Linked DNA regions of Homo sapiens: region 2 is linked to region 1. A link is a loop called in an ENCODE intact Hi-C map of the cell type or tissue named here. Cell type or tissue: GM12878. All regions are shown on one strand. Links, peaks and the distances in the headings refer to the core of each region. The heading gives the core; the rest is flanking DNA.

Evidence for each region. A loop is a pair of places that touch in the nucleus more often than their neighbours do. Peaks named below come from ENCODE experiments on the same cell type or tissue, not always from the same donor. Only the 100,000 strongest peaks of a DNase experiment are listed, where the experiment ranks them.
Region 2: a loop joins it to region 1, with 7 times the contacts of the local background. A loop is called at or near these places in 3 of 110 quality-filtered maps.

The regions. Positions count from the first base shown.
Region 1 is chr2:25,354,623-25,369,482 of GRCh38, forward strand. No RefSeq gene overlaps it. Among named protein-coding and RNA genes, the nearest start is that of DNMT3A, 20 kb to the left of the region's middle. RefSeq lists enhancers at 1,444-1,944, 3,818-4,353, 7,571-7,650, 7,921-8,020, 8,071-8,120. In GM12878, for the core only: a CTCF peak has its summit at 7,482 (motif pointing right); DNase peaks (open chromatin) are centred at 7,579 and 8,229; H3K4me3 peaks cover 1,065 bases; H3K27ac peaks cover 1,500 bases.
Region 2 is chr2:25,446,352-25,461,211 of GRCh38, forward strand. DTNB (dystrobrevin beta) reads right to left here. Exons shown (of 21, transcript NM_021907.5): 11 at 9,054-9,143; 12 at 5,197-5,284. Among named protein-coding and RNA genes, the nearest start is that of DTNB-AS1, 33 kb to the left of the region's middle. RefSeq lists an enhancer at 6,842-6,901. In GM12878, for the core only: no CTCF peak of the experiment used is centred there; a DNase peak (open chromatin) is centred at 7,020; H3K27ac peaks cover 1,246 bases.

The sequences.
Region 1 (14,860 bases), core at 3,575-11,574:
TAGTCCCAGCTACTCGGGAGGCTGAGACAGGAGAATCACTTGAACCTGGGAGGCGGAGGTTGCAGTGAGCCAAGATTGCGCCACTGCACTCCAGCCTGGGTGACAGAGCAAGACTTTATCTCCAAACAAACAAAAAACCACAAAGGGAACATCTATTGCTGACTGAAAACAGATGAGGAGGGACGTAGCAACTGATTTGCATTGTTCTAGGAGCATCCAGATCAAACGTATATTCAGGGGCCAGAGGAGAAGTGTAACTGAATTTAGAGGAGCGGATGGAGTGGAGAATAACTCGAGGAACAGCGCCATCGGTGTGACACTACTCACACTGCAGCCATGAAGGGATGGGCTCTCCGGGGAGTGTGGAGACCAGAGGTTCGGGGGTAGGCTACAACCTGGGGCTGGAAGAGATGACAACAAAGGAGAGAGAAGGGGGCTCAGGGAGGCAGGGCGAGCCAGATGAATGAATGAAGGCCAAAGACAAAGGGACTCAGTATTTCCGAGGCAAGAGGTCAGGGAGGAAGGAGTGCATTTGTTATCTACAGCGCATAACAAGTTAGCCCATATCTTAGCGGCTGAAACAACACGTATTGTCTCTCTGTTTCCATGGGTCAGGAATCTGTGAGTGGCTTGCTGGGGTCCTCAGGCTCAGGCTCTCTCACAGACTGCAATCAAGGTGTCCGGCTGCTGTCATCTCAAGGTTTGATGGGGAAGGATCCACTTCCAGCCTCACTCACATGGTTGTTGTTGACAGAATCTAGTTCCTCACAGGTTGGTGGACTGAGGGCTTCAATTCAATGCTGGCTATTGGCCAGAGGCTGCCCTCAGCTCCTTGCCACGTGGGCCTCTCCACAGGACGCTCCCAAGATGGCAGCTGGCCTCACCAGAGAGGAAGGAGGAGAGAGCGAGAGAGTGTGTGGCAAGCGAAGAGACGAACTTTCATAACCAAATCTTGGAGGCATTTGCGCTGTTCTCTCCGTTAATAGCCAGTCACTAGAACCAGCCCACACTGAAGTGGAGGGGATTACAAGGATCCAGATACCAGGAAGCCATTTTAGAAGCTGCCCACCACAGGAGCAAAGGCAAGGGGGCTGGACCCGACCTAAGACTACCCCAGGCAGCCCAGAGCAGACTGTCCGAGAGTGTGAGGACAGAATCCCAGCCCGAATCCCAGCTGTCCCAGCACCACAGGGAGACATGGACACACTCAGGGCCTCCTGCCGGTTCCCAGAAGAGCCTGGCTCAGTCATTTGCCTGGGTTCACTCCCACCACCCCCAGCAGTGCCGGGAATAAAACAATAATACACAGCAGCAAAATGCCCCTCCAGCAGCCCATGTACACAGCCTGGCTCACCTTCCCCATCTTACCAGCCGGCACTGCCATCGGGACACGGAAACCTCTTCAGGACGTGGGAGGAGGGGAAGCAATTCCATAGACATTTCTGGGCCCTTCTCAGCTGCCCCCACCAGCAGCCAGCAGCCCCCTGGATCCATCTGGGGAAGGAGACTCCCCTTTCCCTGAGGGCCTCCCCCTCTGAGCCTGGCCAGCACCCTGGGCCTGTTCTCCTGTCCCCCTGCAGCTGCAGGGCCATAGGTCCCCTTGTGGGAGGGACAGAAGGACAGAGAGGCACCAGGAAGGTGGGCACCAGGGCCTTCCCACCAGGAGCCGACACTCCCCAGGGAACATTTCCGGGGCATGCTCAGGAGGCAGGAAGTGGGATGCAGGGGAAATCCTCAAAGGCTGAGGCTGCGGCTGGACAGAGACTTGAGGGAGGAACAGAGGAGGATGGCAGGTACAAATCTCAACCCACGGCAGGTAAAAGACATGCACCTTTTTAGAAGTCCCCTGATGTCAGTTTTTAGAAGTCCCCTGATATTTGTCTCTGCCCAAATCTCATGTCGAACTGTAATCCTTTGCATGGGAGGTGCTTGGATCACTGGGCTGGATTTCTTGTGAATGGTTTAACGCCATCCCCTTGGTGCCGTCCATGTGTTAGTAAGTTCTTATGAGATTTGGTCATTTAAAAGTGACACATAGCATCTCTCACAAAGTGTGGGAGCACACTCTCACTCTCTTGTTCCTGCTTTTGCTACCTGCCTGCTCTTCCTTTGCCTTCCATCATGATTGGAAACTTCCTGAGGCCTCCCTGGAAGCCAAGCAGATGCCATCATCATGCTTCCTATAAAGCCTGCAGAACTATGAGCCCATCAAAACTCTTTTCTTTAGAAATCACCCAGTCTCAAGTTTTTTTGTGTGTTTTTTTGTTTGTTTGTTTTTGAGACGGAGTTTCACTCCGTCACCCAGGCTGGAGTGCAATGGCGCGATCTCGGCTCACTGCAACCTCTGCCTCCTGGCTTCAAGCAATCCTCCTGCCTCAGCCTCCTGACTAGCTGGGATTACAGGTGTCTGCCATCATGCCTGGCTGATTTTTGTATTTTTAGTAGAGACGGGGTTTCACCATGTTGACCAGGCTGGTCTCGAACTCCTGACCTCAAGTGATCTGCCTGCCTCGGCTTCCCAAAGTGCTGGGATTACAGGCATGAGCCACCATGCCTGGCCAAGTATTTCTTTCTTTCTTTTTTTTTTTTTTTTTTTATGACAGAGTCTTGCTCTGTTGCCCAGGCCAGAGTGCAGTGGCGTGACCTCTGCTCACTGCAAGCTCTACCCCTCAGGTTCATGCCATTCTCCTGCCTCAGCCTCCTGAGTAGCTGGAACTACAGGCGCCTGCCACCATGCCTGGCTAATTTTTCTGTATTTTTAGTAGAGACGGGGTTTCACAGGGTTCGCCAGGATGGTCTCTATCTCCTGACCTGGTGATCTGCCCGCCTTGGCCTCCCAAAGCGCTGGGATTACAGGCGTGAGCCACTGCACCCGGCCCTGGCCAAGTATTTCTTTATAGCAATGTCAGAACAACCTAATATATACCCTTTGGGACGAGGGGCATATGATAGACAGAATAGTGGCACCTGAAAGATGTCCATGTCCAAATTGCTGGAACTTGTGAATTTGTCAGGCCACATGGCAAGGGGAATTAAGGTTGCAGATGGAATTAAGGTTGCTAATAGCTGACCTAGAGTTGGGGGGATTATTCTGGATTATCAGGGTGTGTCCAATGTCATCACAAGCATCCTTAGAAGCGGGAGAGGGAGGGCCGGGTGCAGTGGCTCATGCCTGTAATCCCAGCACTTTGGAGGCCGAGGCAGGTGGATCACATGAGGTCAGGAGTTTGAGACCAGCTTGGTCAACAGGGCGAAACCCCGTCTCTACTAAAAATACAAACATTAGCCAGGTATGATGGCACATGCCTGTAATCCCAGCTACTCGGGAGGCTGAGGCATGAGAATCACTTGAACCAGGGAGGTGGAGGTTGCAGTGAGCTGAGATCACACCACTGCACTCCAGCCTGGGCAACAGAGCAAGGCTCCATCTCAGAAAAAAAAAGAAAAAAAAAAGTGGGAGAGGGAGATGGAAGAGTCAGTGTCAGGGCAATGCAACATGAGAAGGCCTCAACGCATTATGTCTGGCTTTGAAGATGGAGGAGGGAGCCACAAGCCAAGGAATGTGGGTGCTTCTAGAAGCTGGCAAAGGCAAGGACATTGGTCCTCCCCTGGAGCTTTCAGAGAAGGCCACAGCCCCTTTTTCCTGTTCTTCCCCCTCTGTTCCAAGCTGGGGCCTGAGCCGGGCAGCTGGGCTAAGAGCTGGAAGACCTGGATTCCAACCCTGGCTCTGCCTCTAATTTGCTCTTGGACCCTGAGACGTCGTGTTTCTTCACTTGACCTTAGTTTTCTGACACATGGGCTTGTAACAGGCTCCTGCCTGTCTCCTGGGGTGGCTAGGCCCAGGCCACATGTAGGGATGCTCAAAAGCAGGGCAATAGTCCTGAGGCCCATGCCAGGGCCCTGGCCCCTGGCTCCAGGTCTAACGCCCATTTGCATTTTCATTCCTTTTCTAACCCAACAAAGGATCAGGGCTGGGATCATAAAAGTGACTCCCAGAGAGTAAACCTCCTCTCAGACAAAGGACGGCATGGAGGGCAGAGGTGTTAAGTCAGTTCCCTAAGTCCACTCAGCCAGCTGGGGCCAAGCACTAAACTTCCAGGCTTCCAGTGAGGGCATTTTCCCCACCCCAGAGGGTGTCCTTCAGGGGAACATCTGTCCCAGAGTGGCACTGGGTAAAGGGCAGGGGCTTCGCATTGGGAGCTGTGGATTCTCGTGCCAGCTTGCCCACTCGCCAGATGTTGTGCTCTTGTTGATCATGCCTGGCTTGCGGGGTTGTTGGGAGAATTAAATGAGAGGGTGCTGAGTGCCTGGTACTGAGCCCACACATAGCGAGTACTCCACAGCCTTAGCTGACATGAACTGCCTGCCTTCCCTGCTTCTCTCCATTCCTCATTTCACAGAAGACAGGGGAAATTCCCCTTTCAGACAGAGCTCTCATGAGATCCTAGTCACAAACCCGGAGGCAGACAGGCCAGCCCTTGTTTTTTTGTTTTTTTGTTTTTTTTTTTTAGATGGAGTCTCGTGCTGTTGCCCAGGCTGGAGTGCAATAGTGCAATCTCGGCTCACTAAAACCTCCGCCTCCTGGGTTCAAGCGATTCTCATGCCTCAGCCTCCCGAGTAGCTGGGATTACAGGCACGCTCCATCATGCCTGGCTGATCTTTTGTATTTTTAGTAGAGATGGGGTTTCATCATGTTGATAAGGCTGGTCTGGAACTCCTGACCTCAAGATCTGCCGGCCTCGGCCTCCCAAAGTGCTGGGATTACAGGTGTGAGCAACTGCACCTGGCCCCAGCCCTTGTTTTGTCCATTTTAAGGATGAGGCTGCTGAGGTCCCGAGGGGGCTCTGAGCAAGCCAGCGGCAGAGCCAGGGCCAGACCAGGACTCTCACCTCACCCTCTGTCCACACAGAATTTCCCAGGGGGCCCGGGGCTCTCTTGTGCTAGAGACTGGCTGAGGCCGAGGGCTTGTCACCCAGCCCACCTGCTGCCAGGCTGGGTACTGGCTCACAGCTCTGTCCCTGAGCAGATCTAACCCAGCCCTCCCCTTGCTGTCCCCTCCCTCTCACTGCGTCCCAAGCACCCGGCCTCCAGGGTCATTTGGAAAACCTGCCTGTCCCCAGACATCTTGAAATCTCTTGAGTGGAGACCTTTCCTTGCCACACTTAATGAATTTCAGGAGCTGAATGTGGGCCCCTGGGAGGTTGGGGGCTGTGAACAGTGGGGAGAGGAGTAGACAGGGACAAAGAAGTTCAGGACAGGAAGGTGCAAGAACCTGGGCTGCGGGGGCTGATTTTCCTGAGCAGAACTGGGCTAGCATGTTCGTGGGGACAAGGGAACAATGGGGGAGATGGAGGCCGGGTGTTTTGCTAAGCCAGGGCAGGAAAGCCTGACCTTCTGCACTTCTCAGGGGCCCAGCAGTGCCCTCCACACAGACCCTGGAGATATGGGCTTGGGGCTCTTGCCCAGAGAGTGGCAGGGAGGGCCCATCTTAGGTCCTAAGGTGTCTGCTGGTTCTGCCAGGTCTAACTCAGGTGCCCAAGAAGCAAGTCCTCTGAGGGCCCCAAGACCACCCATAGTGGCCCTAGAAAAGGTGGCTCCCCCATCCCCCTTGAGCCTTAAACTTGGCAGATTTCCTGGATTCCATGACTGACACAGACCTTCCTTTCCCAGCAGCCAGCCCTGAGCAGGGCCCATGGACTCGCCCTGTCCCTTCCCCTCCTTGACCAGGCAAACCATCTTGAAGTTGCTAGAGCAAGATTCTTCCTTATCCACTGGGAGAGGCCAGGGTCTGTCCTTCTCTCAGGCCACCCCCACCCCCAGCCCCCCCTTCTCTTCTCAGGTGATTTTGGTGGCATACCTCTTCCTTTCTGTCCTAAGCCCATCAACCCCCCTCCCACTTTTTTTTTTTTTTTTTTTTTTTTTGGCCACAGAAAAGAAAGAAAAAGGAAAACAGCCTAAAGGCATATTCTCCTTTGTGTAAAATTAATATATGCTATTCAAGGGCATGTAAATGTAATTTTAAAGTCAGCTTTCTTGGGCCTTTGTTAGGAGGCCGCTGTCGTGGTCAGAAATCTACATAGCATATGGCATATAGTAGGTGGTCAATAAAAAAAAACTCATCCTGCCCTCCTCTCTCCCCGCCACCTTTCCTTTCTCAAGGGTCCCGAGGGCACCTGGGCTTCCCAAAGCAGAGAGGCCTGTTGGGGGCAGATGCCCACCTGCCCTCCCGCCACCCGTGCCTGTCTGGGCTTCTCCTCCCAGAACAAACCTCTCCTGCAGGGGAGGGCAGGTGGCACCTGAGGGACTGTCCTGAGGGCTACTGAGGGACTCAAGGAAAAAACCCACCTTGAGTCAAGCAAGTCTTCCATGTCTCAGAGGGGATCCTTCCCAGGCCTCCTTTTTTTTTTTTTTTTTGAGATGGAGTCTCAGAGTCTTGCTGTGTCACCCAGGCTGGAGTACAGTGGCGTGATCTCAGCTTACTGTAACCTCCGCCTCCCGGGTTCAAGCGATTCTCCTGCCTCAGCCTCCCGAGTAGCTGGGATTACAGACTGCACCATCATACCCAGCTAATTTTTTTTTTTTTTTGAGACAGAGTCCCACTCTGTCGCCTAGGCTGGAGTGCAGTGGCATGATCTTGGCTTACTGCAACCTCCGCCTCCCGGGTTCAAGCGATTCTCTTGCCTCAGCCTGCCAAGTAGCTGGGACTACGGGCACGTGCCACCACACCCGGGTGATTTTTGTATTTTTAGTAGAGACGGGGGTCTCACCATGTTGGCCAGGCTGGCCTCAAACTCCTTATCTCAGGTGATCCGCCTGCCTTGGCCTCCAACTCTGTGCTGGAGCTACAGATATGAGCCACCGCGTCCGGCCAGGCCGCCTTTTAAATTAGGATCAAGGAGCATGGCCTGAAAAAATGATTGTTTTAGTGCCCCGACCCCACGAGGGAGTGCGGGACTGAGACCCCCATCAGGCCACTGAGCAGGGGAGCCAGGACAGCTTGGCGGTCACACCCCGGAGGTCTGGGTGCAGCGCGGGAAGGCTGGGTCCCTTCTAGGATCTCTGGGCCACTAGTCCAGCTGTGGGGACAGTGTCCGAAGCCCCTGCCCCACTGACTGGGGATCCGGAAAAAGGGTGCCACCTCCCCACCCCAGGCATCTACTTTGCTTAATGGAGGCTGAGCCCAAAGAGATGCCATTGAGCACCTAACACCACTATTGCCACTTTTCTGGCCACTTTTCCACATCAAACTCATTCTTTTGGTCAAGTGGGAATAGAAATCAGGGAAAGTTGTGGGGAAAGTCATTTCAAGTAAACAGATTCAAAAGCGCTCGACAGCCCCTCGGCGGCTCCGCTCCGAATAACCCCACCGCGGTCAGCAGGTTTCGGAGCGGAGTCCGGGTCTCCATCGGCTGCAAAAACCAGCGAAGTGGGCGGCTCCGCCAGGCCGAGGACCCAGTGCAGTCGCCGCATTTCGCTCTTCACCCTCCAGGTGGCGCTAGCGGGGGCGGAGCGCATATTTGTATTTGGGGAGGAGCTTCAGAAATGCTGACTGTTGATTGGCTGGGCTCAGTCTCGCTTTCTTTTCTCCTTCCCGGCAGGGCTAGGGAGGGGACCCAGTCCCGGTGCCTGAGCTGCGCAAGAGGAAACGTGTGTGTGGGAATGGGACAGAGGGGACGGGGTTGGCTCACTTGACACAGAAAGAACATTTGGGGCATGGCCCCTGGGTGTGTTCACTCCTCAAGGACAATCCTGATTTCCTGGTTTTTGTTTTTTTAATAAAGGCAATTTGTTAAGTGTATAATGAACTGTGTTTTCCATTTGTCATTCCTTTATAAGACACCTCATAAATTTACACACCAGGAAAATCCTTGGTGGGACCTGTTGATAATAAAGACATCGTTATTTACAAAAGAACGAAGGTGAGGACCTTCTAGACCTCCCTTTTTCATTTTCTTGGTCTCTGAATGTTGTGTTTGTGTTACCAATATAACGATCTGTGGCTGTATTTTATTTGCACATCTAACAACTGATTGTTAAGCTTCCGCTATCTGGCAGGCATTGGGTGGGGTTTCTCTGAGTCAAGAGTGAGGAAAAAAAGAGGGGGAGCTCGTGGACAGGTAGGACAGGCGGCAGCCAGGATCCAGGCTGTGCACGGGGAACATTGAAGAACGCTGCCACGGCCCCGAAGAAGAAGTGGAGCCACGGGGAGAGGAACGGGGAATTTAGAGGAAGTGGGGCCCGAGGGCAGCGGAGCAGAGCCGCTAGCTCAAAAAGCGCAGTGCTGAAGTCACACTGATGTCACTGCAGAAGCCCAGAGGAGCTAAGGAGAGGTGAGATGTTGGGGGATTCCCTAGGGCAGCTGGAGTGGGCCCCTGGCCTTTTGTCCGGTTGGTGGGGAGGAAAGCATTGGAAAGTATAACTTCCAGAATATTTCCTTCTTGCTCAGGACAGAAAGCCATCTCTGGGGCCAGGCGCGGTGGCTCACGACTGTAATTTTAGCACTTTGGGAGGCTGAGGCGGGTGGATCACGAGGTCAGGAGTTCAAGACCAGCCTGGCCAACATGCTGAAACCCCGTCTCTACTCAAAATATAAAAATTAGCCGGGCATGGTGGCAGGCGCCTGTAATCCCAGCTACTCGGGAGGCTGAGGCAGGAGAATGGCTTGAATCTGGGAGGCAGAGGTTGTGGTGAGCCGATCATACTACTGTACTCCAGCCTGGGAGACAGAGTGAGACTCCGCCGCAAAAAAAAAAAAAAAAAAAAAAAAAAAAAAAAAAAAAAAAAGAAGAAATTTTTGCTAAGTGAATAAGGGAAGCAGATGCTTCTTGATCGGTAGAGAAAGCTCCCTCTAGGAGCCTGCACAGAGCCCAGTATCTCTGGCAAAGAATAAATTGTTCGGAGAGGGCTCTCTTTAGTGTAGGGGAAAGTAGCCCCTTTGCCCCGGGAGAAAACTGTGACAAGACCTTGGCGTTTCAAGGGCTTGAAGAAACTGCTCACCCACTGAGGGGGCAAGCAAGTCACAAGTGTGTGTATACCTGGTGGTGAGAGTGAGGTCTGCGAGGTGGTCCTCCCCATCCTGTCCTGCTCCTTACCTGCCATTCCAAGACCAGCCTCCACCCCAGAAGCAGATTTTCCCATGACTTGAGGGCTACAGCCTGGGCAGAGATTTGGCTCAGGGCCCTGGACTCCACCCCTCGACCTCCTTAAGTGGCCCTTTACATGTCTGGGCAGGGGAGACAAATCAGCGCCCCAAGCCTGAGCACCCGTGCCAGGCCTGGGGAGATCCTCAGCCACCTGGCACCGGGCGTGGGGCTTGGGCCCTGGCAGTACCAGGTTCCCTTGTCCCCATCACTGTAGCCTCTCGCCTATGAGTCCAGGTAGGGTCTGGCCAGTGCGGCTCAGTGTGGCTTGACCCACAGTGCCCAGTGGATGGTGCAGACACTAGTGTCAGAGGAAGAAAGGAAAGCAACCATTATTACTCATTTGCTATGTGCTCAGCCCTGCTCCAGGTCTCTTACACATTTTAATATAATCCTTAGAACAACTAAATAGGTTGGAATTATCTTCATTTTATAGATGCAGAGAATAAGGCAGTGACCTGAGGTCACTCTAGAAAGGAGCAGCGTCAGGATTCAAATGAAGGTGTGCCTGCCCTCCAGAACCCATGCTTTTCCATTGAACCCTATAGCTGTCCAGGAAGGCATGGTCCCCAGGGATCCCAGGAACCCTCAGGTACCTCCCTGAGAAGCAGGGCCCCAGACAGGCCTCCAAGAAACAGGGAGGATGAGACAACTCCAGAGAAGAAGGCAGAACCCTCGCTGGTGAGGACCCTTGGGAGCAAAGACAGGGACAGAAGGAGGAGACTTAGCAAGGGGCCAGCAGGGTGCAGACTCGCAGAAAAAGGAAAGGGAGAAGATTCAAAAGGGCAAATTGAGGCAAGAGGTGACAGATTTAGACCAGGTCTAGGGAGATCATGGAGGAAGCCCGGGGCAGCTGGAGGCACCCCAGCAGGACTGGATGACTTAGGGACCAAGGTTGGAGCAGAGGGCAGGAGTCACACATATAAATGCTCCTGGGAGCTGGGCAGGTCACGTCAATGGGCAGGTGAGCTGAGGGTGGAGCACAGACAGAGCTGAGCAAGAGACAAGCAGGACGTGGGAGTTGGAGCGGGGTTGGGAGCCCTCAGACAATAACCAGAGGCTGGGACACAGGCGCCCAGTCTTTCCCAGGCAGCTGGGTGGGCAGCGGGCACACCAGACAATCATGGGTCCTGGACCCACACCTCAGATCCCCTCTTAGTGACTGTGCAAGCTTTCCCATCCTCGTTAGCCTCTCCAAGTTTTCTCTACAGATGGACACCCTCGGCATCGCCTTAAAACACGTATTCATTAACCACACTAAAAAGCAGTCTTTTCCCCATTCCAGGGCCAGTCTGCACAATCGTTAGGTTCTAACATAAGCTTCATTTCCAGGCCAGCACACCCTCCGGGTCACAATACATTAGTCATTTGCCATTCAGAATTGGCACCCATTGTGTGCCAGCACTGTCTTTTAGCTCCTTCTCCCATGTTTCAGGCTGGTGGGAACTGGCACCCACCGTGTGCCAGCACCCTGTCTTCTAGCTCCTGCTCCCGTGTTTCAGGTTGGTGGGAAGTTTTCAAGTTTCAAGTGTCTGGGGGAAAGTTTATACCTCATTTGGGTGTTCCCGAGCAGGAATACCCTCAGCGGTAACTGGCACAGAGTGAGCTATTGCTTCCTGTGGGCCATGGTGATTGGACTGTCTCCCACCTAGCCAGGAAGTGCCTCCAGGCAGGAGCCGACTCTTCTAGAGGCCTGAGACAGGCCTGCTCCTTTGCATAAGAACTTGTCCAGGATGCTTTAGCTTTGGGCTGGGGTGGGGTGGGTGGTGCGTCATTCAGGAAGACAGGTGGATTTTTTTAAAGCAATAAAATAGTACTATTATTTGTAAACTTTGTTCAGACACTATCCTAGCATTTCATGTGTGTTGGTTAACAGGCAGAAATTTAATTACCTGCATTATCTCTCTATATATTTAGTAAATCATTTGCGTGTTAGGTATTTGTCCACAAGCACTCATTTTAGTTACCAGGGATCTTGGAGAACATAGTATTCGCACATTTTGAGGGACTCGAAGGTGTATATCACTATCCCTGACTTTAGGGACCTTATAGTTGGTTCAGGAAGACAAGAAGAGCATGTTAAAAAGCTCAGAGGAGCCAGGTGCGGAGGCTCAACTGTAATCCCAGCACTTTGGGAGGCCAAGGTGGGCCCAAGAGTTTGAGACAAGCCCCTTGCTTGAGCTCAGCCTGGGCAATATGGCAAAACCCTGTCTCTATTTAAAAAAAGAAAAAAAGAAAAAAAGAAAAAAAAAAAGGCTGGGTGCAGTCGCTCAGGCCTGTAATCCTAGCACTTTGGGAGGCCGAGGCAGGTAGACCACGAGGTCAGGAGTTCGAGACCGGCCTGGCCAATATGGTGAAACCCCATCTCTACTAAAAATACAAAAATTAGCTGGGCATGGTGACGCACACCTGTAGTCCCAGCTACTCGGGAGGCTGAGGCAGAAGAATCGTTAAAACCCAGGAGGCAGAGGTTGCAGTGAGCCAAGATCATGCCACTGCACTCCAGCCTGGGCTGGATCTCAAAAAAATCCAGCTGTTAGCGTCCTGATTTTGGACTCCATCTTAAACAAAAAAAAGAAAAGAAAAGAAAAAAAAGCTAGCCAGGCATGGCGGCATTTGCTTACAGTCCCAGCTATTAATACTTGGGAGGCTGAGATGGGAAGATTGCTTGAGTCCGGGAAGTCAAGGCTGCAGTGAGCCATGATCACGCCATTGCACTTGAGCCTGGGTGACAGAGCAAGATGCTGTCTCAAAAAACAAAAACAAAAACAAAAAAAAAACAACTCTTGGGTTCAAGGCCCCGTGTGACTGGGCGGGGTGGGTACTAACTTCACAACTCTGCCTATGTTGAAGGGGCTTCTCTCTACTCTGCCTCAGTTCCTTGTTTCTCTAAAACTTCTCCTTTCCTACTTATAGCCCCAGGCCATCCTGGACAGTCATTGGCAGGCCCACCATCACTATGGGGTGGCCCAGTGTCACATCTGCCAGGAATACCAGCACTTGAGAATTACCTATGCAAATTTTGCACTGACCAGTGGTGAACAAAATAATGTAACCCACATGTAGATTGGGGGTGTGGGGCTTTTGCCACTGGAGTTCCCCCGGCCTTGAATGATGGGAGCAGAGGCAGTGACAGCAGACATTGGAAGCAGCTGGCCGGGGCCTAGGGGACCGTCTCTGACTCGGCAGTGAGGTCCCTCTCTGCATCTTCTGTCCTAAAACTGTGGCTTTGCACAGAAGCCACAAGGTAAAAGGGGATGGAATAATTGTAAGTGTGGACATTTTCCCACAAATCTGTGCTCCCCAGAAATTCAGTTGTCTTTTCTTTTTTTGAGATGGCGTCTCGCTCTGTAGCCCAGGCTAGAGTGCAATGGCACGATCCCGGCTCACCGCAACCTCTGCCTCCTGGGTTCAAGTGATTCTCCTGCCTCAGCCTCCTGAGTAGCTGGGATTACGGGCACCCGCCACCTCACCTGGCTAATTTTTGTATTTTTAGTAGAGATGGGGTTTTGCCATGTTGGCCAGGCTGGTCTCGAACTCCTGACCTCAGGTGATCCACCCGCCTCAGCCTCTCAAAGTGCTAGGATTACAGGCACGAGCCATCACGCCCAGCCAGTTGTCTCAGTTCTTAATTCTTCTCTAGAGTCAGAGGGAGGTCGCCTGCTGCCTGAGAATGGCCCAGGAAGGCATTCTCTGGCCAGGGCTTCAGAGGATGTAACGATGCCCACACAGAGCTGGGAAAGTGCCAGTTCCATGGCCGCCCTGGAGCAGCTGCCTGACACAGGCATGGCCAGCGATTACAGGCGGTGGGGGGAGCCTGAGGGTCTCAGCAGACATGTTGCCATGGGGGAATTGTGGGACCAGTAGAGCCAGGTAGTCTAACTTTTCCAGAGATACTGTAAATCTGGGTTTTTCTGTTAAATCTTCTGATATTTCACCATTTGCAACCCATTAAATTGTCTTAAAAACGCCTCCTGGGCTGAACAAAATAAGACTTTGGGCCACCCTCTGTTCTGCCCTCCAATTTAGACCCAAAACGTCCACCTCTTAGTCCAAACCATCCTGGCCTGGCCCCTCGGGTAGGGTTCCCCTCAGAGCGCCCCTTCCCAGAGAGCAAAGCTGGCAAATGAAACGGGGCAGGAGCAAGTGCCAGCGTCAGCGTGGGGACCCCTGCACTTGGCAGGGAGCGGGGATTTCAGCCTGGTGCAGGGCTGAGAGGTATCACCCTTCTAGCCTCCGCAGCTGACTTTCTTTAGGGACGGGCACCTACCAGGCCGGCGGCTGTGGTGGACCAGGCCAAGGAGACAGGCGGCAGCAGGTGAAGTGATGCTTCCTCCTCAACTGGCCTAGTCCTGGGCCCGAGGTGGGCAGGAGGCGGGCAGGAGCAGTCTTAGCCATGCCGAGGCCAGGACACGGGGCTATGCTGTCATTTCTTTGCCTCCTTCTTTGAGGACACTGAAATCAAAGCTCCCTCCTTCTCACCCCAGGGGAGCTGTGGGGCTGGGACTGGAGAGGCCCTCGCATCTTGCTTTGCCCTTGTAATTTTTTTTTTTTTTTTTAAGACAGAGTCTTATTCTGTCATCCAGGTTGGAATGCAGTGGCACGATCTTGGCTTACTGCCATCCAGGTTGGAATGCAGTGGCACGATCTTGGCTTACTGCAACCTCCACTTCCCAGGTTCAAGCAATTCTCCCTGCCTCAGCCTCCCAAGTAGCTAGGATTACAGGCGCCCGCCACCACGCCTGGCTAATGTTTGTATTTTTTAGTAGAGGCGGAGTTTCACCATGTTGGCCAGGCTGGTCTCGAACTCCTGACCTTAGGTGATCCACGGGCCCCAGCCTCCCAAAGTGCTGGGATTACAGGCGTGAGCCACCGTGTCCAGCCTGCCCTTGTAATTTTTAAGGTAAATCTGTGAAGAGATGTATTTATTTGCACTGTATGTGTTTCAGGTTGAATTGATTTTGTTTTGACATGTTGGTTCAAAATAAGGTGGACCCTTTGGAAAATCAGCTTGCTGAAGCCATTTATTCAGCTCAGCTCGAGGGGTTTAATTGAAAACAGCTGAGGCACACTGACATCACCACAGGCCTCCAGACTGAAAGGGACCTCAGAGGAGGCGCGCTGGCTTGGAGGAGGGAAAGCCTGGCTTCAAAAGCCAGAGCCAGTGAAGTGAAGTTTTATCCGAGGAGGAAGGTTTTGCTGCAAAAATAGTTCCTTTAGTATGTTTTTAAAAAACAAAGAAGCAAGAGGAGCTGAGCAGGCATATTTAAGAGCTTACAAGAGTAGGGAACAGTGAAGAACTCACTGAAACTCTGAAAGCAGCCTTGGATAGGCTGTGATGAGCAAGTGAATGGACGTCATGAGACAGTATGGTTTCTGTTATTTCCTAATTTGCTGCCATTTTATTTATTTATGGTTGGAGTCTTCTCCCCTTAGCACTCTTCTGTCCCCCATATTTGGTGCTGAACAATTGCTTTGTGCGATTGCGTTTCTCAGGTACATCCTGCAGCCTCCTACCTTGTGCTGCAGAGACAACATCTAATGCACAGCTGGGCTCCGGGACCTGGTGCTCCTGGTGTGGATGGCAAATGAAGAACTGTATCTCATTTTCATGCAACTTGTACCTATTTGTCCCACTAATTTTGCAAAGAAAAGAAGCAGAGAGAGGAGGAGGATGCCCTCTGTTTGCCCACATTAGTGCAGATCAGTCACTGGAGGAC
Region 2 (14,860 bases), core at 3,307-11,306, 91 kb after region 1:
TCAGCCTCCCAAGCAGCTGTGACTACAGGCACATGCCACCACACCTGGCTATTTTTGTTTTTTTTTTCTAACTTTTCATCTTTTAGTAGAGACGAGGTCTCACTATGTTGCTGAGACTGGTCTTGAACTCCTGGGCTCAAGCAATCTGCCCACCTTGGCCTCCCAAAGTGCTGGGATTACAGGTGTGAGCCACTGTATCTGGCTTTGTTTTTAAAGGGATTTTTTTTTTCCTTTATAAATTGTTGTATTGTTTCTGGGGAGAAATCTAGTAGTGAATCCCTTGTAGATAAAGTAACGTCTTATGTGTTTGCTTTCTGAGGATTCTATCTTTGTATTCTGTAGTTTCACTATGATATGTCTAGTTGTAGAATTATTTTTATTTATGTATCTGGGGACTCATTGCGATATATTCATCTGAGAATGAATGTCTTGAACACATTTTGGAAACTTAGCCATTAATTCTTCAAACATTTTTTAACCCTAATTCTATTTTCTTTTTTGGAATTCCAGTTACATGACTGTTGGTTCTCTATCTCCCATATCTGAAGACCTTGTTTCAGATTTTTCATCTTTCTGTGTTGTGTTTTGGAAAATTTTCTTAAATATATTTTCTAGTTCACTAATTCTCTATTCATGTGTCTAATCTGACATTTAACCCATCCACCAAGTTTTAAATTTCAATAACTTTTGTTTTAAAAATCTGTAATTTCTATGTGATTTGTTTTCAACTTTGTTCTTTTAAGACAGTATTTTGTCAGGTTTTTAATTCCTTCTTTTAGGTCTTTAGAAATCTTAAACATAGCTATTTTATAGCCAATAACTCTAATATCTAAAGCCATTGAGGGTCTCATTTTGCAAAGTCAGCACAGGGGTTCAAGTTTAGTTGGACTCTTTCAGTGGGAGCACTGTTAGGTCTCAATTGAGAATGTAAGCAGAAATTTATACTGTGCTGCTTCTACCAGGTGCCTTGGGGTTAGTTTTAATGTTAAAATTTCACCTTGGTGATTCTCAAACTATAACGTAATGTAAATGTACCCAAAGTAAGTATAGACAGGCCTAAGGTTTTGAATTTCCAGAGGAGACGACTTCTTCCACTGCAACAGGAGACCTATAAGCTTTCTTTTTCTGTGTGCTGGCAGCTAGTTATCTTTTTTTTTTTTTTTTTTTTTTGAGACAAGAGTCTTGCTCTGTTGCCCAGGCTGGAGTACAGTGGTGCGATCTCAGCTCACTGCAACCTCTGCCTCCTGGGCTCAAGTGATTCTCCTGCCTCAGTTTCCCAAGAAGCTGGGATTACAGGCGTATGCCACCACACCTGGCTAATTTTTTTTTGTATTTTTAGTAGAGACGGGGTTTCACCATGTTGCCCAGGCTGGTCTTGAACTCCTTACCTCAGGTGATCCACCCACCTCGGCCTCCCAAAGTCCTGGGATTACAGGAGTGAGCCACCATGCCCGGCCTAGTTATCTTTTATACAACATATTCACCAAGGGTATAATGCTTCAAGGGCCTACCTTAATGTGAGAACCTCATTTCCAACTCTTCACTTTGCACGTAACCGAGGTTTTGCCACACAAATTCCTGACAATTGACATTCAAGCACAGGGCAGGGGTGGCAGTAGTAGTGACAGCAACAGTAGCTCTTGGCCTGCTTTGGTTTTCAGTTACTTTTCAATTCCTAGGAAATTGAATTCTCTTCTACTTATTTTCAGATCCCAACTCAAGTAACACTTTCTCACAGAAGCTATCCCTTACTCTCCAGAATAGATCAGGCACCTGCTCTACACTTCCACAGCTCCCTGCATTTTTCCTCCACTGCACATAATAATTTGTAGTTATGTTTAGTAGTGTGATTATTTGTTTAATGTTTGTCTCTGTCACTACACTGTTAGTTCCATGAGGGCAGGAATCATTTGTCCACCATAGTATCCAATCTGGCACAGTACAGCAACAAAAGAAGTATTTGCTGAATGAATAAAATGAGTGTGTGTGGCTGGTTGGGGGTGGGTGAATATTAATGTGAACATAACTCCTCAAAGAAAGTAAAGAATTGAAAAAGGAGAAGGAAAAGAGAAAACATTTTATTATGAATATTTCAAAATTGCAGGAAACACACTGCAAATCCCTGGGGAGCCACTTCCTATTTCAATCAAACCCTTATTCAACATTCTTGGTTCCTTTTTGTTTTAATTGAGATATAATACTTAGATCTTAAGTATTCCATTGACGGGCGCGGTGGCTCACGCCTGTAATCCCAGCACTTTGGGAGGCCGAGGCAGGCGGATCATGAGGTCAGGAGATCGAGACCATCCTGGCTAACACGGTGAAACCCCATCTCTACTAAAAATACAAAAAATTAGCCGGGCGTGGTGGCGGGCACCTGTAGTCCCAGCTACTCAGGAGGCTGAGGCAGGAGAATGGTGTGAACCCAGGAGGCAGAGCTTGCAGTGAGCTGAGATCGTGCCACATTGCACTCCAACCTGGGCGACAGAGCAAGATTCCATCTCAAAAAAAAAAAAAAAAAAAAGTATTTCATTTAATCCGTTTTGACAAATGTACACTCCTGCAACCCACACCCCTATTGAAATGTGGAATATTTCTATCAAGTCAGAAAGTTTCCTCGTCTCTCTTCAATATTTCCATTTCTAGAAACAGCCTCTTATCTGATTATGATTAGGAGTTGATGATTAACTTATGGCAAAGGATAAGTTAGTTTGCCTATTCTAGAATTTCACATAGAAAAAAACAGTACGTACTTTTTTTGTCTGGCTTCTTTTACTACTCATAATATTTTTGATATTCACCAATGTCGTTGCATGTATCAATGTTATTCCTTTTTGTGTTGAGACAATTCTATTGTATGAATATAACACATCTTGTTTATCTATTCTGTTGATAACTACGTGGGCTATTCCAGCTATTATGAATTGAACTGCTATGAACATTCTTGTACAACGCTTTTTGTGAACATGTTTTCATTTCTCTTGGATAAATATCTAAGAGTAGAATTGCTGGGTCATAGTATAAATTTTGCTTCTTTAAGAAACTGCCAAATAGTTTTCCAAAGTAGCTGTATGATTTTATAGGCCCGCCAACAACAGGGTGAGATTTCTGGTTGCTCCACATCCTCTCCAACATTTGGTATCATCCAACTTTTTCATTGTAGCCATTCTGGTGGGTATACAGTGGTATCATTGGCATTTTCCTGATGATTAATGATATCAAGCACATTTTCATGTGCTTATTGGCCACTGGCATATCTTCTTTGTGGAATATCTGTTCAAGTCTTTTGCTCATTTTTTAAAAAAGGCTTGTCTTTTTATTGCTGAGGTGCAGGAATTCTTTATATATTCTGTCCTTTGTCAGACATGTTTTGCAAATATTTTCTTTCAGATAGTGGTTTGTCTGTTTTTCTTTTTCTTTTTTTTTTTTTTGACAGAGTCTCGCTCTGTCACCCAGGGTGGAGTACAGTGGCGTGATCTTGGCTCACTGCAAGCTCCACCTCCCAGGTTCATGCCATCCTCCTGCCTTAGCCTCCCAAGTAGCTGGGACTACAGGCGCACACTGCCACGCCCGGCTAATTTTTTGTATTTTTAGTAGATATGGGGTTTCACCGTGTTAGCCAGGATAGTCTCGATCTCCTGACCTTGTGACCCGCCTGCCTTGAATAGTATCTTCTAATGAGCAAAAGATTTTACATTTGATAGGGTCTAATTTATCAATTTTTAAAATGGTTTGTGATCCCTATAAACTCTAATGAATTTTTATTCTTCCTAAGAGAATGAAGAATTATTCTCCTATACTTTTAGTAGCTTTATGGTTTTAGCTTTTATGTTTAAGTTTATGATACATTTCAAATTGATTTATTTGTATGGTATGAGGCAGGGGTTGAGATTCTTTTCTTCCCTGTGTAGATATCCAGTTGTTCCAACAGCATTTGTTAAAAATAGAAAGAGTTTCCTTTTCTGACTGATTTGCTTCTTACCTTTGTTGAAAGTCATTTGACCTTACACATGAGTGTCTTTTATGGATACTCTATTCTGTTCCTTTGATTTATTTGTTCATCCTTTTGCCAGTATCTTACTTTCTTGATTACTATAGCTTTATAGTAAGTCTTAATGTCAAGTAGGATTAAGTCTGCCAACTTTGTTTTTCTTTTTCAAGACTGTTATGGTTATTCTAGGTCCTTTGGTTCTCCAAATACATTTTAAAAACAGTTTGCTAATTTCTATAAAAAAGCCTGTTGAGATTTGAATTGGTATTAAATCTATAGATCAATTTAGGAAAATCTGCCATCCTAACAATATTAAATCTTTTAATCCATCAATATGGCATACCTCTTCATTTATTTAGGTTTTCTTTAATTTCTTTTAGCAATGTTTTACAGTTTTCAGACTTGAACATCTTCCATTAAATTTATCCATAAGTATTTGGTATTTTTAATGCTACAGTAAATAGTATTTTTCTTTTTGTGAGACAGGGTCTTGCTCTGTTGCCCAGGCTGGAGTGCAGTGGAACAATCATGGCTCACTGCAGCCTTGACCTCCCCGGGCTCAACTAATCTTCCCACCTCAGCCTTCCCAGCATCTGGGACTACAGGTGCGTGCTACCACACCTGGCTAATTTTTGTATTTTTTATAGAGACAGCATTTCACTATGCTGCCAGAGGGTGGTCTCAAACTCCTGAGCTCAAGTGATCTGCCCGCCTCAGCCTCCCAAGGTGCTGGGATATACACTTTATATCTTGTAGCAATACTATAAAATTTACTTATCTGTTCTACTAGTGTTTTTTTAGATTTCTTAGGACTTCATATGCACAATCATGTCATCTTCAAATAAAGACTGCTTTACTTCTGTCTTTCCAATATTTATACCCCTTTCTTCTTGTCTTGTTGCATTAATTAGGTCCTCCAGTATAATTTAGAATAGAGGTGGTGAAAGTGGATATCTCTGAATTGTTCCCAATATTAGGGGGAAATATTTCAAAATTTAAACTGTAGGTGTGATCTTAACTGTAGGTTTTTGTAGGTGTTCTTTATCAGGGTGAGGAAGTTTCCTTCTACTCTTAGCATGTGGAAAAGTGGAAAGTGTCCCCGAGGTACCTGTTCTCCTAAATTTCATGTCTACTATTCCCTTTCCATTTGCATATTAAAGTAATGCTAATTTCTGCTACTCTCCTGGGATCCTCCATTAACTTACCACGTTTCCTGCTTCTGCAGCCAGCCGGGCAGCATAGCGAGCTATAAGACGGTGTTCCTCATCCAGTCGGCTAGGACTGTCCAGAACACTGCCAAGGAAATAAAAATGCAACAAGTGTCTATTAAACATCCCTTATTCTTGTTCCATTCTCAGAAAGAACAGATGGAAGAAAAGCTCATAAAAGAATGGTAATAAAAGAACTAGAGGCCTGGGTCATAGATACTAATGGTCTTCTGAAAAAAAGGGGATTTAGAGAAATGAGGAGGCCACATTTGTCATTCCTCACTGGCAGCACATCCCCGCTGCTCCTCCACCATCAAAGGGGCACTTCATTTTGAATGCAAGGCCTGAGAAAACACAGGGCACCCACAAAGTCTGAGGCAGGGATTTCTAACCAAATGTTTAAAACTGATGACTTTTTAGACCTTGATCTCAAATTCAAAAAGACCAAGAGAAAACTAAAGCATCATGAAAAACAGAGGGCTGAGAAAAAATATACTTAACACTGGCTAAGCAAAAGTTTGGCCTTGCCAGGGCAGGCCAAACACACTGTAAAGCTGGAAAGATTCCATGACATCAAATATTCCCCTTTTCATGCCCCTTTCTCTTCCTTTACTATGCTCATTCTACATCTATAGCCCCATCTTGGAGTTAATTAGTTTAATGCATTACTTTTCAACAAGAGTACCAATACTCTAAAAATCTAAGGACCCATTCAGACAGGCTATCAGACAATGTGGTATCTGGATGAGGGAAGGGTTCTTGAGTAATAGGCTGGCTCTGCATATGGGATGCTGATATGGAACTTCTGATTCTGAAATACATGACTTCTTTAGTATACCAAATGCTATTTATCCTTATCAAGACAGTCCTAGATTAATAGGGACTGTGGCTATATAATTCTCTGTTTAGGACTGGCAGATGCTTTAAGACGACAGTGATGATGTTGACTAAATGACCAGAGGTGGCTGTTGTGGCTTACCTCCACTTTGGCCCTATGTTCTTGGGTTTCCAAAAACCCTTGATCAGAGTTTGGCAGTATGACAAGTCATACAGAAAAATTTAAAGACATGACTTCAATACTCATCGAAGTTTGTTATAATTACTGAGGGGAATCTGGGAAGGGTGTGGCTAAATCAATAAAGACCTGTCTGAACTTTTCATGTGTAGAATCAACTATATTTTTTCTAGTTTTTTTTTTTTTAATCTTTCTATCTCTTTGGCTAAGTCTTTAAGCTTAACTTAGTCTTTCTTCTGGGATTTTTTTTTAAGTGCTTCGAGTCTTCGCCTATGACATTTGTCAACACTTTATAATTTTAAGCATGCAAATATCCATCTTCAGGATGATCACCCTCTCAAAAATGATCTTGTAATAAGAACAGACTACTATTAGGCGGCTTTAATATTTTAGGGTCAAGGCCCCAAGGTGAGAGATAAACTATAATATTTGTGCTTTAAAGGTATTTGTCTGAAATAAGAGAACTATCTTTTAAATTAAAAAAAAAACAATAAAAATGAATGCTTAACGATACAAGTGGATCATATTATGGAGGGATTGGTAGCCGAAGAAGTGGGGCCTAAAGTGGCTGACCTCTGTTATCTGGCAAGGGATACAATAGGTTCTTCTGTGCAAAAGAGCTCCTTTTTCTCAATCACATTCTATCTCCTTAGGAAGGTTGATCCTATTTGTCATTTATACATGAGTGTGGATGACAGACTGCTTTAATTGGCTATGTTTTCTAGCCAGAAACTAGAAGCTTGTGTTGATGAGAGGTTTTAAGGTCAATGATTAGAAAGGATCCTTATTCTTCTGTTTGAATTGACTTTCATTTTCAGAATTAGTTAGCCAGAAAAGTTCTGACTTCTCGGAAGAAGTATGAAGCTCAGCTTCTTAGATTACTAATCAAGAAGTCATGTAGTACTCACTCACTCATCATGTTCTCCCAGGGCTACCAGCCACCAATTTTTGTTCAGGGAGCCAAGGTGAGACTTCAGGGCCTTAGCTAAACCTACCATAAATCTTATTGGGCTAAATTACTAGGTAACAGTCTCTTGTCAAACATTCTGCTGCTATTTTTACCATGGAAACTTTTGCTCACTCTGGACAATTGCCTTTAGTGATAATAAAGAATTTGTCTTGCCTAGGGTGAAACAACTCTGTTCCTAGAGACCAAGAGGCTGGGACAGTGTGCAAAGAAATCATCTGTTGGATGAGGAGACACTCTGTGATGCAGTGCACACAATTATCAGGCCCTTCCTTCCCTCCTAGAGGGTAAGCCTATTAAACATATTTAGAAGCTTAGAAAACCCTACTTCTCAGCCGGGCGTAGTGGCTCATGCCTGTAATCCCAGCACTTTGGGAGGCTGAGGCCGGCGGATCACGAGGTCAGGAGATCGGGACCATCCTGGCTAACACAGTGAGACCCCGTCTCTACTAAAAATATACAAAAAAATTAGCTGGGTGTGGTGATGAGCGCCTGTGGTCCCAGCTACTCGGGAGGTTGAGGCAGGAGAATGGCATGAAGCCGGGAGGCAGAGCTTGCAGTGAGCTGAGATGGCACCACTGCGCTCCAACCTGGACGACACAGTGAGACTCTGTCTCAAAAAAAAAAAAAAAGAAAAGAAAACTCTACTTCTCCAAGCTTTAGAGATACATAAATACCCCAGAATAGTGATGCTATTTAGTCATATCAGGAAAACTATGGAAAACGGTATAAAGTATAATATTTAAAAGTCTTTTTCATATGTATATTTCCCAACTGACTATTAATTTATTCTTCTGTTATTAGGGGAAGTAGCAGCAAGGTCAGATGACCCTCCCAAGGAGCCATGGCATGCTATAAGCAAAACTAAGATCAAAATTTAAAGCTTCAGCCTCTGTTATGTGTACAGCTTATAAATTATGGTTTTCTCTCTAAGAACAAGAATCTCAAAGCATGGCTTTCCAAGTTGTTTGGCACTGTGATTCTTCTTTGCTGTTATGTAGGGGAAGGATGGCTTTAGATTGCTTAAACTTTACCTGTCATCCTACTTGAAGAATGGTGGTGGGTGTGGGCATGGAGTGAGCAGGAGACTTTGGACCTACCTGAAAGTAATACCACTTTTTTCGGTATTAAATCTTTTAAAAAAAGGATTAACTTTGCTATAGTTAGCAGTTATCAAACGTTTTTCCATCCCAAACCACTGAAGAATCAGACACATTCTCTTATTAACAGTGAGTCACTACCGCAGTAGTTTTCAGGGTAAGGGGAATGTGGAGCTATTATAATACATGTAACTATTATAATATGAGAGGGTCTACATAATTTGGAAAAAGACCCTCAGGTGACAGTGACCCAATACCATTGTTGGGAATCACCGGTTTAAATAATCAACACTGACAGATTCCTGCTAACAGATAAAGGGTGGTAAAGATGTAATAGGGTGACAGTATCAAAGTCCCCAGATAAGACAAAGTGGGATATCTGTGGGTTGATCAACTCTAAACTTGGAATGTCAATAGAAAGATTTCATTAGTTAGGTAAGAATGAACAGGAAGAGGTTGCATCAGATACCTCTGTGAGTACTGCGATCCCTCATAGGTTTATATATTTTTTGAGTGTAAGCTGAAGGAAGTGAACCCCACTTTAAAGGAGAATGTCTGACTCCATGTTTAGGTCAGCGCCCAGGCTTGGCAAGCCTCCCTCTCTTGTAGAAGCTAATGCTTAGCAACTATTTTAACTCTGCCAAACATAGCTGGTAGCTGCTCAAGAAAAACCTGACATGCAGTTTTTTTTCCAGCTGACAACCCCAGGTAGCAAAGCTCTCCCTCCCTCTGATCACCCGTGGCTACCCACTGCTGCTGCACCACCACTGACCGTGCACAGTGCTGCAGACGGGCCACATAGGAGGCTATCAGCGCATGCTCATCGGCCAAGTGACTGGGTATATCCTGGCTATACTGTAACCTAGGAACAATGGAGGCAAAGACAGCAAGCGTGACACAAACACATACAGAGGGAGAAATGAACATGGATTAAAATGAGCAAACTTCAAAGAAAAATTTAAAAAATAATAAATCATGATAAGGAAAACAATAAAAAACCCACAATGCATAATGGAATATGGTGTTAGATCCTCAGGAATCCATCTCTCAAATCCTTTAAACAAAAGCAGTCCTTCAGGAGTGGCGCTGGCCCACTGACATGACAGCCCTTGGGAAGAACCTGTTGAGTCGGCAGGGGAGCCGCATGTACCACTTTTGTTCGGGTGCTGCGCTCTGTGATGATGCACTTTTTAGAAGATGCCTTCTGGCAAGACAACTGAGGCACAGCCAATCTACTAAATATCACTACATGACCCCCTAGCGCTATGCTTTTATAAGCTTTTGTGTACATCTAAGAATTTTCAGTGTTACTTCATGTTGCCAGTTAAACATTTTTATTTCTATAAGGATACTGCCTTTAGCATCAGTCTATTTCTCCCATAAAACTGGTACCCATCCCAAACTCATTAGAACTGCGCCTAATTATAAGGCAACACTATATACTCTGAGTGAGGCTCTCTCTTATAGATACATGAAAGGTCCTTAAGCACATGGTCTTCTAACTTTTTACTACAGAAATATTAAAACTTGCATAAAATAGAGTAATCTAATGACTACCCCTCAGGTACCCATAGCAAAACTTGAATGAATGTCAACATTTTGTCAATGTTATCTAATCGAATTTTCATTCCTCCAACATTTTGTGCAGGGACGAGTGGCTAAAAGCAAACCCCAGGCAATTATTTCACCTGGGAATACTTGAGCCTGTACATCTATCAGATAGTAAAAACATTTCACACAACCTAACACCATTATCACACCTAAAAACACAGACAAAAATATTTTAGTATCCCAGTCCATCTGCCAATTTCCTCAAATCTTAAAAAATGTCCATTTACAATTAAAGTCAAGATCCAAACAAAGTCCCCACTTTGCAAATGGCTGGTAGGTTTCTTTTATGTTTGTATGTGACTGATACATTTCTGGGTTTTTTTTTGTTTTTGTTTTTTTGTTTTTTTGAGACAGAGTCTCGCTTTGTCTCCCAGGCTAGAGTGCAATGGCATGATCTCGGGTCACTGCAACCTCTGCCTCCTGGGTTCAAGCGATTCTCCTGTCTCAGCCTCCCAAGTAGCTGGGATTACAGGCGTGCACCACCAGCTAATTTTTGTATTTTTAGTAGAGACGGGTTTTCGCCTCTGTTGGCCAGGCTGGTCTTGAACTCCTGACCTCAAGTGATCTCCCTGCCTCAGCTTCTCAAAGTGCTGGGATTACAGGTGTGAGCCACTGCGCCCGGCCCCAGTCACCTTTCTGAAGCTCAAACTCTCCTACCTTTGGCCAGTGGGAGCTCCTGTAATAGGCTCTTGTGTTCTTTTGATATAACCATTAGACCTTATTAGCTTTCCTGCTTTCTAGCACAATAAAATGCTCTAGTTTTTTTTCTTTTTTTTCTTTTTTTGAGACGGAGTATCACTCTGTCACCCAGGCTGGAGTGCAGTGGTGCAATCTCAGCTCACTGAAACCTCCGCCTCCCAAGTTCAAGTGATTCTCCTGCCTCAGTCTCCTGTGTAGCTGGGATTATAGGCGTGCGCCACCACGCCCAGCTAATTTTTGTATTTTTAGTAGAGACGGGGTTTCACCATGTTGGCCAGGATGGTCTCGAACTCCTGACCTCAGGTGATCCACCCACCTTGGCCTCCCAGTGTGCTGAGAATACAGGTGTGAGCCACTGTGCCTGGCCCTGTAGTTTTGTTTGTTATATATCCTGTCCCAGACTTGGAATGAACCATCCTTCTAAGGATCCCTCGTTCCGTTTACTGGCAAAGAGTATTTAGAGACTGCAGTCAGGATGCTAGGGTGCCCACTGTTCTAGGCTCACCGATTCTAGGCCTTCTCAGTGGAAAAAGCTAGAAAATCTGTATATTTTAGAATGAAGAAAAATAAGTCCTCTCAGTGCTTTCAAGGTACCGTTCCATTTTCTTCTGGCTTGCATTGCTTTTAATCCTTTTCCCATTTGTCCCGAGAATACTCACTGGCAGCGCTTGCAGATACAGCATTTACCCTGAGATAACTTTCCCATGAAATATCTCGCTTTTATTATTATTCTCTCATCACTCTAGTACACGGACTTTGGAAAGAAAAGACATCATTCTATTTATAGCATTCTATTCTTAGTAGTGGTATTTCCATTTACAAAATACTGTAATTCTTGATTGCTGAAAATGCCAAAGCTTAGAAAGCGTAGCATTCCTGTGCATGATGTTAATTATTATTATTATTTTTTGAGACAGAGTATTACTCTGTCACCAGGCTAGAGTGCAGTGGCGTGATCTCAGCTCACTGCAACCTCTGCCTCCCGGGTTCAAGCCATCCTCCTGCCTCAGCCTCCCAAGTAGCTGGAACTACAGGTGCACGCCACCATGCTCAGCTAATTTTTTGTATTTTTAGTAGAGATGAGGTTTCACCATGTTGGCCAGGATGGTCTCGATCTCTTGACCTTGTGATCCACCCACCTCTGCCTCCCAAAGTGCTGGGATTACAGGTGTGAGCCACCATGCCTGGCTGATGTTAATTATTAACATCGTTCTCAAACGGCTGGCTGAAGATTCATTTAATGAATCAATTTTTTCCGAAATAGATGATTCTGATGACTCAGATGATTCTGATGTTAGTTCTGTTTAGAAATAACTACAAAAACAGTTTGTGTATTTTATTTTCACATTGAAAATCAGTCAGCTTTGCTTCAGCCTTAAAGAGCGTGTTTATGTAAAATTAAAGGAGCACTGGCAGCGAGCCGTACTTTTTTTCTAAATGGGAAAAGGGTTAATGAGAAATCAACAGTTAAAAAAAAAAAAAGAGAGAGAGAAATCAACAGTTGTTCTTATCTTTGTTTCCTGGTACGTAACATGTCTTTTTTTTAGGCAGGGTCTTGCTCTGTCACCCAGGCTGGAGTGCCATGGTGCAATCATGGATCAATGCAGCCTCAACCTCCTGGGCTGAAGCAATCCTCCTGCCTCAGTCTCCAGAGTAGCTGGGGCTACAGGTGTGTACCCCCACACCCGGCTAATATTTATTTATTTATTTATTTATTTTTGAGATGGAGTCTTGCTCTGTCGCCCAGGCTGGAGTGCAGTGGTGCAATCTCTGTTCACTGCAAGCTCTACCTCCCGGGTTCACGCCATTCTCCTGCCTCAGCCTCCTGATTAACTGGGACTACAGGTGCCCGCCACCAAGGCTGGCCAACTTTTTTGTATTTTTAGTAGAGACGGGGTTTCACCGTGTTAGCCAGGATGGTCTCGATCTCCCGACCTCGTGATCCGCCTGCCTCGGCCTCCCAAAGTGCTGGGATTACAGGCATGAGCCACCATGCCCAGCTCTAATTTTTAAATCTTTTGTAGAGACAGGGTCTCACTTTGTTGCCCAGGCTGTTCTTGAACTCTTGGGTTCAGGTATGTAATATGTCTTTTTTTTTTTTCTCTAGCTGCTTTTTAAATGTTTTATTCATCACTGATTTTCAGCAATTTGATTCTGATGTGCCTTGGTATAGTTTTCTCTTTGTTTATCCTGGCATACAGTTTGTTGTGTTTATAAGTATTTGTAGGTTTATAGTTTTTAATGAATATGTAAAAATTTCTTTGAAAAGTTGGGAAAAAATGTTTCTTAAATATTTTTTCTCCCTCTCGTCTGTTAGACTGCCTGACATTATCCCACAGGTCCCAGAGGCTCAGTTCGTTTTCAGTCATTTTCCTCTCGGTGCTCCACTCTGGGTAATTAGTATTACCGTGTCTTTAAGTTCAGTGTAAGTCCATCCATTGAATTTTTCATTTCGGACGTTATCCCTTTCAACTCTCTTGTAGGCCATTATAAGTATTTTAGCTTTTACTCTGATATGAGAAGCTATTGAGAGGTGACATATGGTTTTATTTTATTTATTTTATTTCTTGAGATGGAGTCTCGCTCTGTTGCCCAGGCTGGAGCGCAGTGGCGTGACCTTGGCTCACTGCAACCTCAGCCTCCTGGGTTCAAGTGATTCTCCTGCCTCAGCCTCCTGAGTAACTGGGATTACAGGCGTGTACCACCATGCCCAGCTAATTTTTGTATTTTTAGTAGAGACAGGGTTTTGCCATGGTGGCCAGGATGGTCTTGAACTCCTGACTTCAAGTGATCCACCCACCTAGGCCTCCCAAAGTGCTGGGATTACAGGTGTGAATCACCGCACCCGGCCCTGATATTATTTATATTTTAATAAGATCATTAGGCCGGGTGTGGTGGCTTATGTCTGTAATCCCAGCACGTTGGGAGGACGAGGTGGGAGGATCACTTGAGCCCAGGAGTTAAGAGAACAGCTTGGGCAACATAGCAAGACCCTCGTTTCTAAAAAAAATTAAAAGATATTTCCTCTCTAGAAAGTAAACTGCTAGAGAACAGGGGAAGATGCAGTCAATTAGAAAACAACTGCAATCTTCCAGGTGAGAGACAAGAGTGGGCTAGGAAAACAGCATTTAACAGAGGTCGTAAGAAATAACAGAATCTTGAACAAATTTCCATGGTGTTTTTGTATACAGTTGATCTCATAGTCAGGAAGTGGAGATGGATGTAAGGGAATGAGAGGAATCAAGGGTTCTGAATGAGCAACTGGGAAAATGGGATTGTCATGAACTGATGGGGAAGGCTAAGGGAGAAGTAGGTCTGGTGGGGGATGATAGAGAACTCAGTTTGGAACATGCTAATTATGAGATATGTATTAAATATCCAAGCGAAGGTACTCATCAGGAGGTGGATATACGAGGTAAGGGCTCAGGGAAAAGCTGTGGCCAGAAAAATACATTTAGAAGTCACCAATATTATCAGTGTTATAAAAAGTATGAGTCTGGCTACAGCTGCCTACTACCAGTGAGTGAAGACAGAAAAGAGAAGTGGTCCCTGTCACACACTACCATTCGGATTTCAAAGGAGTGTGGAAAAACTTGCAAAGGAGGCCAAGAAGAAATGAGAAAAACTAGGAGAGCATGATATCCGGAGGCCACGTGCAACAGGCGTTTCAAGTAGAAAGGAGAGATCTATGTCAAACGCTACTGACAGATCAAGTAAGGTTAACTACTGAAAACTGACCACTGGATTCTGTGGTTTAGAAGTCACCAGTGTGCTTGACATAAATAGTTTTGGCAAAATAACAGGAGGTGAAAGTCTGACTGGGTGTGTTTGAAAGGAAATGGCAGAACAGAAATTGAAGTTTCTTTCTACAGATAACCCTTTAAAGAAGTTTTTCTGAAATGGGAAGGAGAGATATAGAGGGTACCTAGAAAGGGAACTGAGGCCAAGAAAGGTTTTTTGTTTTTTTTTTTTTGAGACGGAGTCTCACTCTGTCACCCAGGCTGCATTGCAGTGGTGTGATCACTGCAGAGGCTCACTACAACCTCTGCCTCCTGGGTTCAAGCAATTCTCTTGCCTCAGCCTCCTGAGCAGCTGGGACTACAGGTGTGTGCCACCACGCCCAGCTAATTTTTGTATTTTTAGTAGAGATGGGGTTTTGCCATGTTGGCCAGGCTGGTCTTGTACTCCCGACCTTAGGTGATCCGCCCGCCTTGGTCTCCCAAAGTGTTGGGATTACAGGCGTGAGCCACCAGGCCTGGCCTATAGGAA